Regions from separate parts of the Homo sapiens genome. Here region 2 is linked to region 1. A link is a loop called in an ENCODE intact Hi-C map of the cell type or tissue named here. Cell type or tissue: IMR-90. All regions are shown on one strand. Each heading gives the region's core, and the rest is flanking DNA. Links, peaks and the distances in the headings are about the cores only.

Region 1 (8,012 bases), core at 1,722-6,721:
CAGACCATACCTAGTGATGCACTGATTACTTGGGCCACAGCAGCCTCTCAGGAGGCCTCTGTCTTGGTTTCACTGCACTTCACAAAGCTGGGGACTGCTTGGGAGCTGGACCCAATGTTTTCATCCCTGTGCCTCTCAGCCAGACCCTGTGATGAAGAGGTCAGGGATGGTTCCTTCGGAGGCTGGGGTGTAGAGTACATGCTTTGTTGGAATCCCAGCTAACTAGTTCTGGGAAGTTGGCCATATCACTTAGTTTTTTTCATTTATCCAGTTCAGAACTGCTCACTTAACAAATATTTCTTAAGACCCTACTATTTACTAAGCCCTATGTTAGGGGTTGGAGGATATAGCAGTGAATAGGGTAGACTAGGTTTCTGACCCCATGGACCAGACAGGCAATATAAAACAAATAATGATAATTTTAGATAATAGTGGCTTGGTGGGAAGCGGGGTGGTCACTTCAGAGCAGATGGCTAAGGAAGGCCTCCCTGAGGACAGATATTTCAGTGGGGATTGGAATAGTGAAGTGGGACTAACTATGATCTTGGGAATGAATGTTCCAGAAAGAGGGGTCAGTAGGTACAGCCACGAGAGTTCAAGGAACCAAAAGGAGGCCCCCATGGCTGAAGCACGGAGGACCTGGGAGAGGCCGAGGGGGATGGTGCTAGATGTTGGGCCAAAGGTAGGTCCCACAGGGCCTTGCAGGGCCACTGGAAGCCTATGAATTTTCCTAAGGACATATGGAAAGTCATTAGAGGATTTTAGCAAGTGAGTGACCAGTTCTGGTTTCTTAACAGTGCCTGCTTCATTAAACATCAAATACAATTAAGTAAGGTTATATATATATAATATGTAGTGGTGTGCCTGGTACACAGAGATGCTTCAGAAGAGGTAATTATTGTTTTCACATTTTGGAGACAGAATGGTTATCTCCTACAGTTTGACCTTAAAATCTGGGGTTGTGGTAGGCTGAATAGTGGCAGCCCGAAAGTGTCTATGTCCTAATCCCTGGAATTGTAGGTATGTTATCTTCTATGGTAAAGGAGAATTAAAGTTGCAGATGGAGTTAAGGTTGCTAATCAGCTGGCCTTAACATAGGGAGAGTTTCCTGAGTTATCCAGGTGCACCGAATGTGATCACAAGTGTCCTTAAAAGTGGAAGAGAGGACAGAAGAAAGAGTCAGAAGGAAGTGTGACTATGGAAGAATGGCCATGAAGATGTGACATCACTGGCTTTTAAGATGGAGTAAGGGGCCACAAACCAAAAAATAGGGGTGGCTGCTAGAAGATGGGAAAGGCAAGGAAATGGATTCTCCCCTAGAGCCCTCAGAACGGAATGCAGCCCTGCCAGCATGTTGATTTTAGCTCGACTTCTAACCTCCAGAATTGTGAAATAATAAATTAGTGTTGTAAGCCACTAAGCATTTACTAATTTGTTAGAGCCACAGTTGGAAGCAAGTACGAAGTTTTTGCACCAAACATTGTCAACTGCAGTTTAGTACATTCCAGTATTACCCTTGACCCATGCAATTTTAATTCTTTCTTGAGTTCACTGCCTATTAATTGGTACCTGCTACATGCCAGGCTGTCTGAGACAGCATCTTTGCTTTTGCAGAGTTGACTATCTAGGGGACTTGCTATTGTTTTCTGTAAACTCTAGGAGTACCAAATTCCAAATGTGCCTCTAGGTGGCACATAGTAGCCTCTCAAGTACACTGGTGAAGTGACTCCCACTTTTAATTGATCCAGGAGGGCAGGAGAGACTACAGAGCTCATGGTAAGGGATTAGGCTCTCAGCCCTAGGCATCTCCGGGCTGGGCCACCCAGGCCCCCGGGACTGCAGGGCAGGGATCAGGTTTGCCTTGTGCTGGCCTGGGCTCTGCTTGAAGTCCTATCTGCCCTTTCCTCATCTTCAGGGCTCAGCCCACAGGCCTCCTCCAGGAACACCCCTGCCTACCCCAGGCCACAGGAAGCATTCCCTCCAAGGTCTGCCTTTCCCCCCGGCAGGGACTCCGGGCCAGCTGCTCCATCTCTTGGGCTGCGGTTATTTTCTCTTTACTGTCGGCTCCTGTCTGTGGAGACAGGCCTGTGCCAGGCATACATTCAGGGGCTCAGCAATGCCTGTGGTTTGATTGGTTGGGTCTAGATCCGAAGGATTGCTATACGAGGGCTTTTGCTTTATCCTTTTAGGGAAGTTCATTCTCTCTCGTTGCTTCTCCTCCTCCTTTTGGAGACATCACTAGAAAATCTCAGCAGCAGGAGCCCAGTGCCTACGCCAGCCCATCTTTCACACTGTAGCTGCCAGAATGTTCATTCCCAAACCAAACTCTGACCTAGTTCCTCCTCCAGTGGAAAACTACTGAGGATCCCTTCTTCTCCCCACCCCATCTATAGCTATGGCTTTCAGTGTTAAAAAGAAAGAAATAAATGAAAGTTATGTGGACCCTTCTTTTTCAATAAAGTATCGCATGGAATGTTCATCATTAAGCATCTGGACTCTGGCATCAGACAGACCTGGGTCCAAATGCAGGCTCTGCCACTTACCTGTATAACCTCAGGCAAGCTGTCTAACCTCGCCGTACCTCACTTTTCTCAGCTGTAAAATGGGGGTGTGATACTGACGATCCCTAGTTCATGAGGCTGTTGTGGAGATCAAGTATGGTACTTAGCAGAGTACCTGGCCTGGTATAGCTACCAAATAAATGTTAGCTAATGTTACTAGAGCACAAGTTAATTTTCTAAGTTCTAACTTATAACAGTTATAAAGCTTATCAGTGACAATAATTTGGCTGTTTGGATGAACAAAGGATTTTTAAAAACAGATTTCACTTTTTATTAGGTTGCTGCAAAGGTAATTGCGATCTTTGCCATCTTAATGGTAAAAACCACAATTACCTTTGCACCAACCTAATAGAACAGTTTTAGATTTACAAGAAATTGTGGGATAGTGCAGAGAGTTCCCATAGGCCCTGTACCCAGTTCCCCTATTGCCAACATTGTACATTGGTATGGTACATTTATTATAATTAATGAACCAATGTTAATACATAATCATCAACTAAAGTTCATACTTTATTCAAAACTCCTTAGTTTTTCCCTAATAGATTTCTTTTTCTGTTCCAGGGTTCCACCAGGGAAGGTACCATAGTACATTAGGTTGTCACGCCTCCCTAGGTTCCTCTTGGCTATAATAGCTTTTTTACTTTCCTTGTTTTTGATGGCCTCGGCACTTTTTAGGAGTACTGGTCAGGTGTTTTGTAGGATGCCCCTCTACTAGAATTTATCTGATATTCTTCTCATGGTTAGACGGAATTGAACACAGAAATGTAAAGTTAGCAGATTATGGATGACCACTCCAGTTTTCCCTTGGTCTCAGCATCCATGAAATTAGAATCAGATGTTTATGGGGAGTCTAAAAACATGGTTTGAAAAATCACTGGAGAAGATCAAGTCTACACTCCCTGGTGTGACCTACGAGGTCTTCTCACTCCAAGCCCTGCCCACATCACCAGCCTGCTTTATCACTCCTTCCTGCTGCAGGCACCCCCAGCTTCTCAGCATTCCCCTAATAGGTCCGGGCATTGAGGCATATCGACTCATCCCCCAGGAATGCCTTCCCTCCTTTCTCTGCCTGCCTAGTTTCTTTCTAATCTCTATGCAAAGACTCTAAGATCCAGTTTAACTTATCCTTCCTCCCTGATGCAATTCCCACTTTCCTTACAGAGACTGACACTGTCCCTAGGGTTCCCTGGGCACATCTCTCTATTGTCTTTCTCAGCTCTCATGTCTGCCTCTTCCTGTACACTGGAAGCTTCTTAAGAGCAGGAGCTGAGTCATAATCCTCTATTCCTCATGTCCAGCGTGAGCCTGGCACACAGTAGGTGCTTAAGAGATGCTTAATGAATGACTCTTGATGTTAGAGAAAGGTGCCATTTCTATACCATCTTTAACACAGAGCATGTTGCCTTCATCCTAAGAAAATGGGGTGCCCCAGTGGATGATGGATACCAGAGATTAACCCTTGGGTGGGTCTTTTAAGGCCGTTTTCTCCCTGCCCCAGAGGGTGTGGGAATGAGGTGTGAGTATGGAAAGGACCACCAGGGGGCTCCGGGATGCAGTTCACCAGCCCAGGCCGAGAGGAAGGCTCAGTGGTGGCTTCAGCAGCAAGCCTGGGTCTGGCAGAATCCTCAAAGAAAGTGTGTCAAAAGAGAGGTCTGTTTTGCTACTGATGTGCCAGGCTCTGTAGCAAGGACAGGATGTACCAGCCTGTTCTTTAAACATGTGTGGGCCCCTCACTGTCCTTTGCCCCAGAGGTCCCAGCCTACAGAGAAAGGGACAAAAGATCCTGAGAGCCAAGAAAATAATATTTGCAGGAAAAATGGTCTTGTTATATGCGCAAGCAGACCTTTACTTCATTCAGACTTCCTAATTTCCCTTTCCACGCCAGTGTTAATAGTTCTCCTTGGATCGCAAACTCTTAATAGATATTCCTAAGGCCAAAAGTATCACTGAGAAGTTGGAGCCAAAATCTCAGGGCTTTTCTTTTGAATTCTATAAGAAGAGGGGAAAACAGCTGAGTTAATCTGAAATAATGAAGCTGGAATTAGAAATTGCTCTGGTCAGTAACATCCACTGTTTTGTTTTTTTGTTGTGTTATTAAGAGTAATAATAACAATAGCTCTTGTGCATTGGGTGCCAACTCTGTGCCAGGCATTGGGATGCAGGCGTCTGCCTGTGCCAGGCATTTGTCTTTGGGCATACAAGGGGAATTAGGCCAGGATAATCTCTGCCCATTCTGCCACAAAGATATTATCTCCATTTCATAGATGAGGAAATTGAGGCCCGGGAACATTGCATGATTTGTTAAGGCTAGAAATCAGATTCTGTCCAGCTTCAAGATCTGAACCCTTTCCAATCACCCAAACATGCCTCAAAAGGATATAAAATAGTTGCCAATCTTAAAACATGACTGTGCTCCAGGGGAAGGGAAGGGATTATCACACGAGGCAGAAATGTATAGGCATTACAAGTACATCCATCATTAATAATAATGACAAAAGGATGAGAATATCTTACTGTTTTGGGCCATGGGCTTCCTAGCATTCATGTAGGCAAATGAAAATACAGAGGGATGTCTGCTAGAATGCGATATGGTTTGTATTCAAAAGATTCTTGTAGTTTACTTTAAAAGCAGTGTTATGATGGAACCTGTACACTCACACATTTTTAAGAAGCAGACTCCTCCTTCCAAGGGTTTTGACCCAGCTGCACATGATCTTACGTGCACCTCTCCTCTGCTTTAACCTCAGTAGTCAGGTGAGGTGCCCCGTAGGCTCCAGGGAGCTGGCACAGGCGGCTCCTTGTCCTGAAGGCTCTCTTGCCTCTATTTCCCAAGGTGGGGATTCTAAACAGCAGAGCCCAGAACCAAACTTGGAGAACACTCGAGCCCCCAGCTGAAAGACATTAATCACCCATGGACAGGTTTCTTGAACAGGAGAAAGTTTGTAACCAGAGAACAAAGCAGTTTCTGCACAAAACAGTAACTTAAGGAGGATATTCAAAAACCTCTTGGACTTTTGTCTCATGCCATAGCCTAAGTCCCTCTCAAAGCTGCCCACATTCTCAGGACCAGACGTGTACCCTGCCTTTGGCTGGGCCCCTGGGATTCCAGGGCCACACGGCAGCCGTGCGTGGCACATCTTCAAGTTCACTTCTCCAAGCTCTGGGACTCTCCCCGTGCCAGCACAGAACTATTAATTATTTTTCTCTGTCAAACCTTTGTCAGCAACTTCATCCCAAAAGAGGAGGTTTATTTTCCCTTCGGCAGTGTTTGTGACTCTTGTAAATAAGAGATAATTACACTCCAGTTTTTAAATTAAAACAAAAAGAGCTAGAGATGCCCGTTAGGAGTTTACATTTTACAACAGCCCACTTCCTTAGTCAAAGATCCAACAGACTTAGTTTGCTGAGTTTTATGCAGATTCTGAGAAGTTTGAGTGGTTTAAATGCGAAACTTTTGTGTTAGCCGCCTGAAATGCCTTCGCTTTTGCTTCGAGTTAGTATTAAATAATTTTTAAATTCTTTCATCTTTCAGCGCTGCTGGAGGATCTTAACGCTCTAAAACTGCAATTAAAATGTGAACATTAAGGAGTTATAAGGTTAAATGAGAGAATGTATCAGAAAGCGTTTGGAGATGTTTTTATTGCACCATGATCTGACTTGGTAGCCGGAGAAATGCATTCTTGTCTTATGGCTGCTGAAAATTTCATTTTTTTTTTTTTGTCTCTAAGTTTGTGCTTGGAAAGTGAAAATATATTCAAACGAGTCCTTATAAACATTTGATCTTGTTTTCATATGAAGTGAAAAGAATTGTGAAAAGTAATTCAAAACATGGAATTAGATTCTTACAGCGTTAGTTGCGTGGAGCCATCTGCAGGGCTAGGCCAGGAGTTCTGTGGGTTATGGCCAGCCCTGGATCGATGTGAACTAACATCTAATTAGTGGGCCTGGTGGAAGTTGGCAAGCCTTTGGACAAGAAGGCTTTGGGGAGGTGAAGACATCTTTCCTCCCTAAGGAGGAATCATCCCACAGTCTCAAGGGCAGTGTTCTTCACAGAATGTAAGGGTGGACCTAGCGTCGGCTGTCAGGAACCAGCCTGGGCACTGGTGGGCTGGCTTAACCCCTTGTTTTCCATCCCATCCCAACACCTTGATGAAGTGATGTGTTAACAACAGGAAAGGCAATATTGAGAATGTCATGACTTAGGGAGAGAGTTTATTTGACATGTCAGCTGCAGGCTGTGCTTACACAGATGGGCGTTTTGGGACTGGAAATCTGTGAATACCCCCAAAAGACATTATGAGGCTCATGGGAGCAAAGATGGCATGAGAAACTTGAAACTAGGATTCCAGCATGGCAGAATAAGAGTACACAAAGTTTCGTGTGTCATATGCTAAGCTTTCTCCTAGGCCTTTCATTTTTGTAAATCAGAGGAGAAAGCCGTATGTTGACAACCCTGCATTTAAGACATACCAACCACTTTGACAATGAAGTGGTGTGGCCTTGCCCTCCCCATCCCCTCCCCCACCCCAACATGTGCTTCAATAACCAGGCAGCACTCCCTGATGTCATCAATACTTAGATTTATTGGGAGGGACCAGGAGAGCTTTAGTCTATGAGAAACAATGGCCAGACTTTACTCTCAAGGGGAATCAGCCTTTACATCATCTGAGCCTAAGATGTTTTCTGGACTACAATATATATTATCACAGATCTTAATTTGAGACATACATGTTAGAATAATTTCATTTTGAAATATGGTGGTAGTAAAATTCAGCATTAACATGAGCAGTCAGTAATTCAAATTTTATTTGCTCTGATATCAAAGGGATATCTTTCTGCTCCCACCAGCCAGGAAAAAGAGAGAGAGAGAGATTAGGCATTTTGCTGAGTACTTTTTCAGCCCAATTTTATTTAAAGATGAAGCCTTGTAATTGATTTGTTTGGTCTCTGAAACCCACAAGAGTCCCGCATAGCCCCCTGGATCTTGGTGAAAAGGCGTAGCGCCTTCTCTACTTAGCTGTTGGCACTAATCTATGCTTGCCTTATTGGGGGCAGAAAGTTTGAAAACTTAGAACTGTTTATAACCTCCATTTGTTTTCCCTTTCAACATCATAATGCTGTGGTGAACTGGCTGTTTTGGGAAAGAGGTTGAAAGTGGAATGATTGAGGGGGAATTTTCCCCCTTGGTGAAACTGATGGACTAGCACAGTTTTAGAAAAATTTTCATCCGTAGAATAATTTTGGCCATTATGAACATAAATGGCTTTGTCACCCGTTAGCAGGCAGATAGAGCATGTGTTTCACATTATTAATTCGAGGCAACGTTAGGGCTGGTTGAGGCAGCTTTTAAGAAAGCAGAGTCTACACATCCCCATCTTTCATCCAGTTCCACCTCAAGAGACAGCATTCAAACTGTCCCTAGCGGTAGAACAGCCCCTCTGGTGGAAATGC
Region 2 (5,000 bases), core at 1-5,000, 84 kb after region 1:
CATGCTTTCTCATGTGCATGACCCTCCAGCACCTTTATATATTTACCAACCAGGAAGCTCTCTGAACATTTTCGGCCAGAGTTTTTATGAAGTGTCATTAAGTAGGCATAACTGATTAAATCACTGGCCATTGATAGTTGACCTCCAGCTTCCTTCCCCTTTCTCATGGGTCGGGGGTATGAGGCTGAATGTTCCAATCCTTTAATCATATGCTTGGTTCTCCTGGCAATCAGCTTCCCCATCCTCAGAGCTTTCTAAAAGTTGCCTCATTAACATAAACTCAGATGTAGGTGAAAGGGGCTTGTTATGAATAACAAAAGATGTTCCTTTTACCTTAATCATTTCAGAGCTTTTTCAGGAACTGGGGACAAAACCCAAATATTATAACCATAGATGCCACTATCATCTTTCAGAAAGTTACAAGGTTTTTAGAAGCTCTGTGCTAGGAAGGGAGATCAAGGAGGCAAGATGTATATTTCTTCTTATGTCACACCATTTAAAAAAAAAAAGAATGAACTAGACAACTGTGCAAGAAAAAGTTATTGACCTAGAAAACAGACTCAGAGACCTAAGCTGAAAATCTGTTCAATGCCAGATTTTAAATATGAAAATGTATAGACAATGATGCAACACAGCAGAGCTAGCAAATAAGTGGCTCCTCCTCACTCCTCTCCTCCCCACCCAACCCTCTCTCACAACAGTCATCAGTAATCTTTGCCTGCAATCTTTGCCTCTGAGCCAAGATAAGACCAGAAGGTTCTTAACCTAGCATTTTGGGCAGCCTCTATCCAATGCTTGTAGTTGCAAAGTAAGATTAAAATAACTTGCTTCTATAGAGACAATTACATCATCTGAAAATAATGGGAAAAAGTGAAAGAAAATAACTTGTCATTTTTTCAGTAGGAGAGGATCCAAGATAAGAATTCAGCCTAAAAATGGATAAGGCACACACAAGGTCTCTTCAAGATGTAAGAAGAAGACATTTAGATTTATTCTTGTTAAATCCCTGAACTTTAGAGATAAAAATGGCTTAAACAACTAAAGAGAACATTTCAGGCCATCACAGGTAAGAATAGCTTGAGATTGTCCTACTGAGGTGCTTAAAAAAATTCGCAAATCCACAGAACCTGCATAAATTCTCCATTGGGCAACTTTATCTTCAAAGAATGACTCAAGGGGCATTTGGCTTAGATAAACCACAGTTACTTAAAAATAAATTATGTAAGCATTAGGGAAAATATTGATACATAGTAAAATTTAACTTGTATAGCAGCCCTTAAAAATTAGGAGAAAAGATATTTTAAATGTGTGCAGTTCTGTCAATCTTAAATTAATTAGAAGTGATTGGGTGAGTTCCAGTGGTAGGCAACCAATTTCCTGTTAAGGAGTCCAAAGTTGTTTTTTTCTTTGTAATAGATTAAAATATGAATTTAGATTAACAAAATGATTAGACTGAGTTTTTCCTTTTTTTTAAGTATTAAGGTGTTATGTCATTGCATAAAAAAAAACTATTGATTTTAAAACACACCATTATATAAAAACCACTCAGAAAGAGAAAAATCACTTTAAGCTATTACTCAATGCTTTCTTGTTGCTGAGAATTTTTATTTTATACTTTTTGAAGGTGCTCATGTAGGCTTATTGAGACATGTAAGTAATCATACTGTGAAGAGCTACAAGCAAGTTCATGCCCGTGGAGACAATGATAACTCTTAGACCTTCCACCTAGCTGGCAGCCATTGTAGGATGCCAGTAAAACACAACCTGACTTTAAGGATGTTAAAATGTGAAAAATATGTGCCTTAGAATTGATTAAATATGACACATTAAGTAAGTTACCTTCCAGGTGGGTTTAAAAGGAAAGAAGGTACTTAAAACAGATAAGTATGATTGGACCTGACCAGACTGTACTACAGGAATGTACAAAATGCCTTGACTAACTCTACAGAGAAGGCTTTCCAGTCGGAGCACAGAGATGTCCTTGGAGAAGATAGAATTGAAAAGAAGGAGAAAACTCCAGAATGATAGAGTTCAAATATGACAGGCTAGGTTAAATGCCCCTGGGATCTGGGGATTCAAGTCATGATCATGAGGCTCTCACAGTACTGATGCTGCTGGTGCCACCATAAGGTGATGAGGGGACAGCAGTGTCCCTCTGCTGGTAGGCATCCAGTATCTATTGTTGCAAGAGTGCATGCATGCATGAGTGCATGAGAGACCGAATAACTGAGTAAGTGCATGCAGTAGGGTTGTCTGGGGCCCAGCATAACAGCTGTTCTCTTTTCCCTTGTCACCCTCAGAGAAACTGGAGAGTGAGAAGCTAAATGTGGCTGAGGTCACCCAGTCAGAGATTGCTCAGAAGCAAAAACTGCAGACTGTCCTGGAGAAGATCAATGAAACCCTGAAACTTCCTCCCAGGAGCATCAAGTGGAATGTGGATTGTGAGTTGAACAAAGGAAAGGGGCACCATTAAACAATGCCTGTGGTCCCTGCCATGGGGCTTCCCCAAGAAGCCATCCATAAGCTTGGCAGGCTTCAGGGGAGGGGGTCAAACTCATTTATCTTTGAACAAGTTGCCCCGCTTCCTCAGAACTTGGAAGAAGTTCCATCCATACCCTTGGGGAAAAATAACAGAATGTCAAAATCTCACGTTCCTCTTCTGTAAAAGGCTTTGCATAGAAACCTCACGTGAAATGGGGAAGGGAAGGAAACTCATTCACTGAGCTACTTCTTCTAAGTCCCAGCACAGCCTTTTGAGAAAGCTGTTGTCTGCAGCTTGGAGAGGCTTGGGAAGCTGAGGTCCCCACATTCACACAGCTGAGAAGCAGGGAGCAAGGATTCAGTTCTGTCTATTCCAAAGCCCGCGCCCTTCCAATCCCCCTTCATTTTCTAGAAAGAGCAAAGATATGGCTGAGATCATAGGCACTGAAACAAGATGTTAAAATTCAGCTTTTTACAGGTAGCATAGCTCAGAGACCTCAGAAAGCATAAATTATTAGTTTATAATAATTATTAGTTTATAAATTATTAGTTCATTTACTGCTCCAAAGGCCCGGTGTCTAATACAGACTTAATGAGTCCCTATCAGAATTAATCAAGGGATTAGGTGAATCTAGCAGTAGCAACTGGATTCCAAAGTTTATTGTAATAGATAAAAATATGAATTTAGATTAATAAAAGATTAGATTAGACTGTGTTTTGCCTTTAACTATTAAGGGGTTAAGTACTATGCTTTATTGCGTCTAACTTACACAACTTAAAATCAACAGCCCCCTACAAAAAAAAATACTTTTCAAACTTGGGAAAGCAAATGGAGTCTTCACCTCTAAAGTTAGAAACCCAGTAACTGCCAGTCACAATCCCTCCAGCAGGTCTCTAACATCTGACGTTGGGGCTGAGACACCAAGTGCCTCCTCGGCATAATTACACGTTTTTGTGCACAGCATGATCAGCTGCTTTGCACAGCAGTGACGCTGGGAACAGGGCACAGGGCGTTCTTTGCCCGCAGAGGGAGACACCTGAGGGCAGGAGGAGGGGAGGCCGTGCCCTGGGCCCTAGATGCTATCAAGGAGAGGGGCTCTGTTTCACTGTGTTCCAGGAATGCTAGTATTGTCAATGGGGGAGAACAAGGCAGGGCAGGGAGGTTGATGACTAGTTTGGGAAATGTATCTGCATTTTAAAAATCCACAATAGTCATAAACATTAGAGAAGTCCTCTAATGAAGACTGCTGTTTAGTTTGGTTTGATCCTATCTCCCGCTCCTTTGAATAGGGACCACCTCCCTGTACCCCTCCAAAAAAAACAAGTCAAACATATTTAACTTATCATGGCACCCAATTTGGGAAAGTCTGAGATAGAAGAACAGAGTCTTTTATTACTATTATTATTTTTTTGTAGAGACAGAGTCTCACCCTTGCCCAGGCTGGAGGGCAGTGGTGCAATCTCAGCTCACTGCAACCTACGCCTCCCAGGTTCAAGCGATTCTCATGCCTCAGCCTCCCGAGTAGCTGGGATTACAGGCGTGTGCCACCAAGCCCAGCTAATTTCTTTTGTATTTTACTAGAGACAGGGTTTCACCATGTTGCCCAGGCTGGTCTCGAACTCCTGAGCTCAGGCAGTCCACCCGCCTCGGCCTCCCAAAGTGCTAGAATTACAGGCACAAGCCACTGTGCCCAGCCTAGAACAGGGTCTTTTAAAGCCACATCAAGAACATTGTCTCCAGTGGCTTTGAATGATTTGTTTGGTTTATGCTTACTTTAATTTCTTACGGGGAAATGTGTGCAAGAAAAATCATCACTCGTATTACCATGCTAATCTAGCTTTTCATTTGTTTGTTTTCATTTGTTTCATTTCACTGTTTCATTTGTTACTAGTTACATCACTGCATCATTTTGCTTGGTCAGGTCATATACACTTTTTTTTTTTTTTTTTTTTTGAGATGGAGTCTCGCTCTGTTGCCCAGGCTGAAGTGAAGTGGCACAATCTTGGCTCACTGCAACCTTCGCCTCCTGGGTTCAAGCAGTTCTCCTGCCTCAGCCTCCTGAGTAGCTGGGATTACAGGGATGCCCCACCACGCCCACCTAACTTTCGTATTTTTAGTAGAGACAGGAATTCGCCATGGCCAGGCTGGTCTCAAAGTCCTGACTTCAGGTGATCCACCCGCCTTGGCCTCCCAAAGTGCCAGGATTACAGGCGTGAGCCACTGCACCTGGCCCAAGTCATATACATTTTTGTGTTTTGTTATTTTTCGCTTGATCTTACATCACACGTATTTTCTACATTCCCTCGTGGTCTTTGTAGTTAAAATTTTTGATAGCTGTTTCTATTTCATAGGGTAGATATCCCACTGTTAACTTAAACCCTAGGTTGATGCCTATCCTTTTAGGATGTTTCCCAACCTATTTCTAATATCAGATAGCACCAAACTGAATGTCTTAGCTTGTGCCTCTTTTTGCTTGAATTACTCCCTTTAGATAAATTTCCAGAACTGAGATGGATTA

Evidence for each region. A loop is a pair of places that touch in the nucleus more often than their neighbours do. Peaks named below come from ENCODE experiments on the same cell type or tissue, not always from the same donor. Only the 100,000 strongest peaks of a DNase experiment are listed, where the experiment ranks them.
Region 2: a loop joins it to region 1, with 5 times the contacts of the local background. A loop is called at or near these places in 20 of 110 quality-filtered maps.

The regions. Positions count from the first base shown.
Region 1 is chr11:12,408,371-12,416,382 of GRCh38, forward strand. The region is part of intron 1 of PARVA (parvin alpha); the gene reads left to right. Among named protein-coding and RNA genes, the nearest start is that of PARVA, 35 kb to the left of the region's middle. In IMR-90, for the core only: a CTCF peak has its summit at 4,082 (motif pointing right); DNase peaks (open chromatin) are centred at 3,591 and 4,101; H3K4me3 peaks cover 226 bases; H3K27ac peaks cover 4,383 bases.
Region 2 is chr11:12,494,158-12,499,157 of GRCh38, forward strand. PARVA (parvin alpha) reads left to right here. Exons shown (of 13, transcript NM_018222.5): 5 at 2,301-2,441. Among named protein-coding and RNA genes, the nearest start is that of PARVA, 120 kb to the left of the region's middle. In IMR-90, for the core only: a CTCF peak has its summit at 2,148; a DNase peak (open chromatin) is centred at 744; H3K27ac peaks cover 818 bases.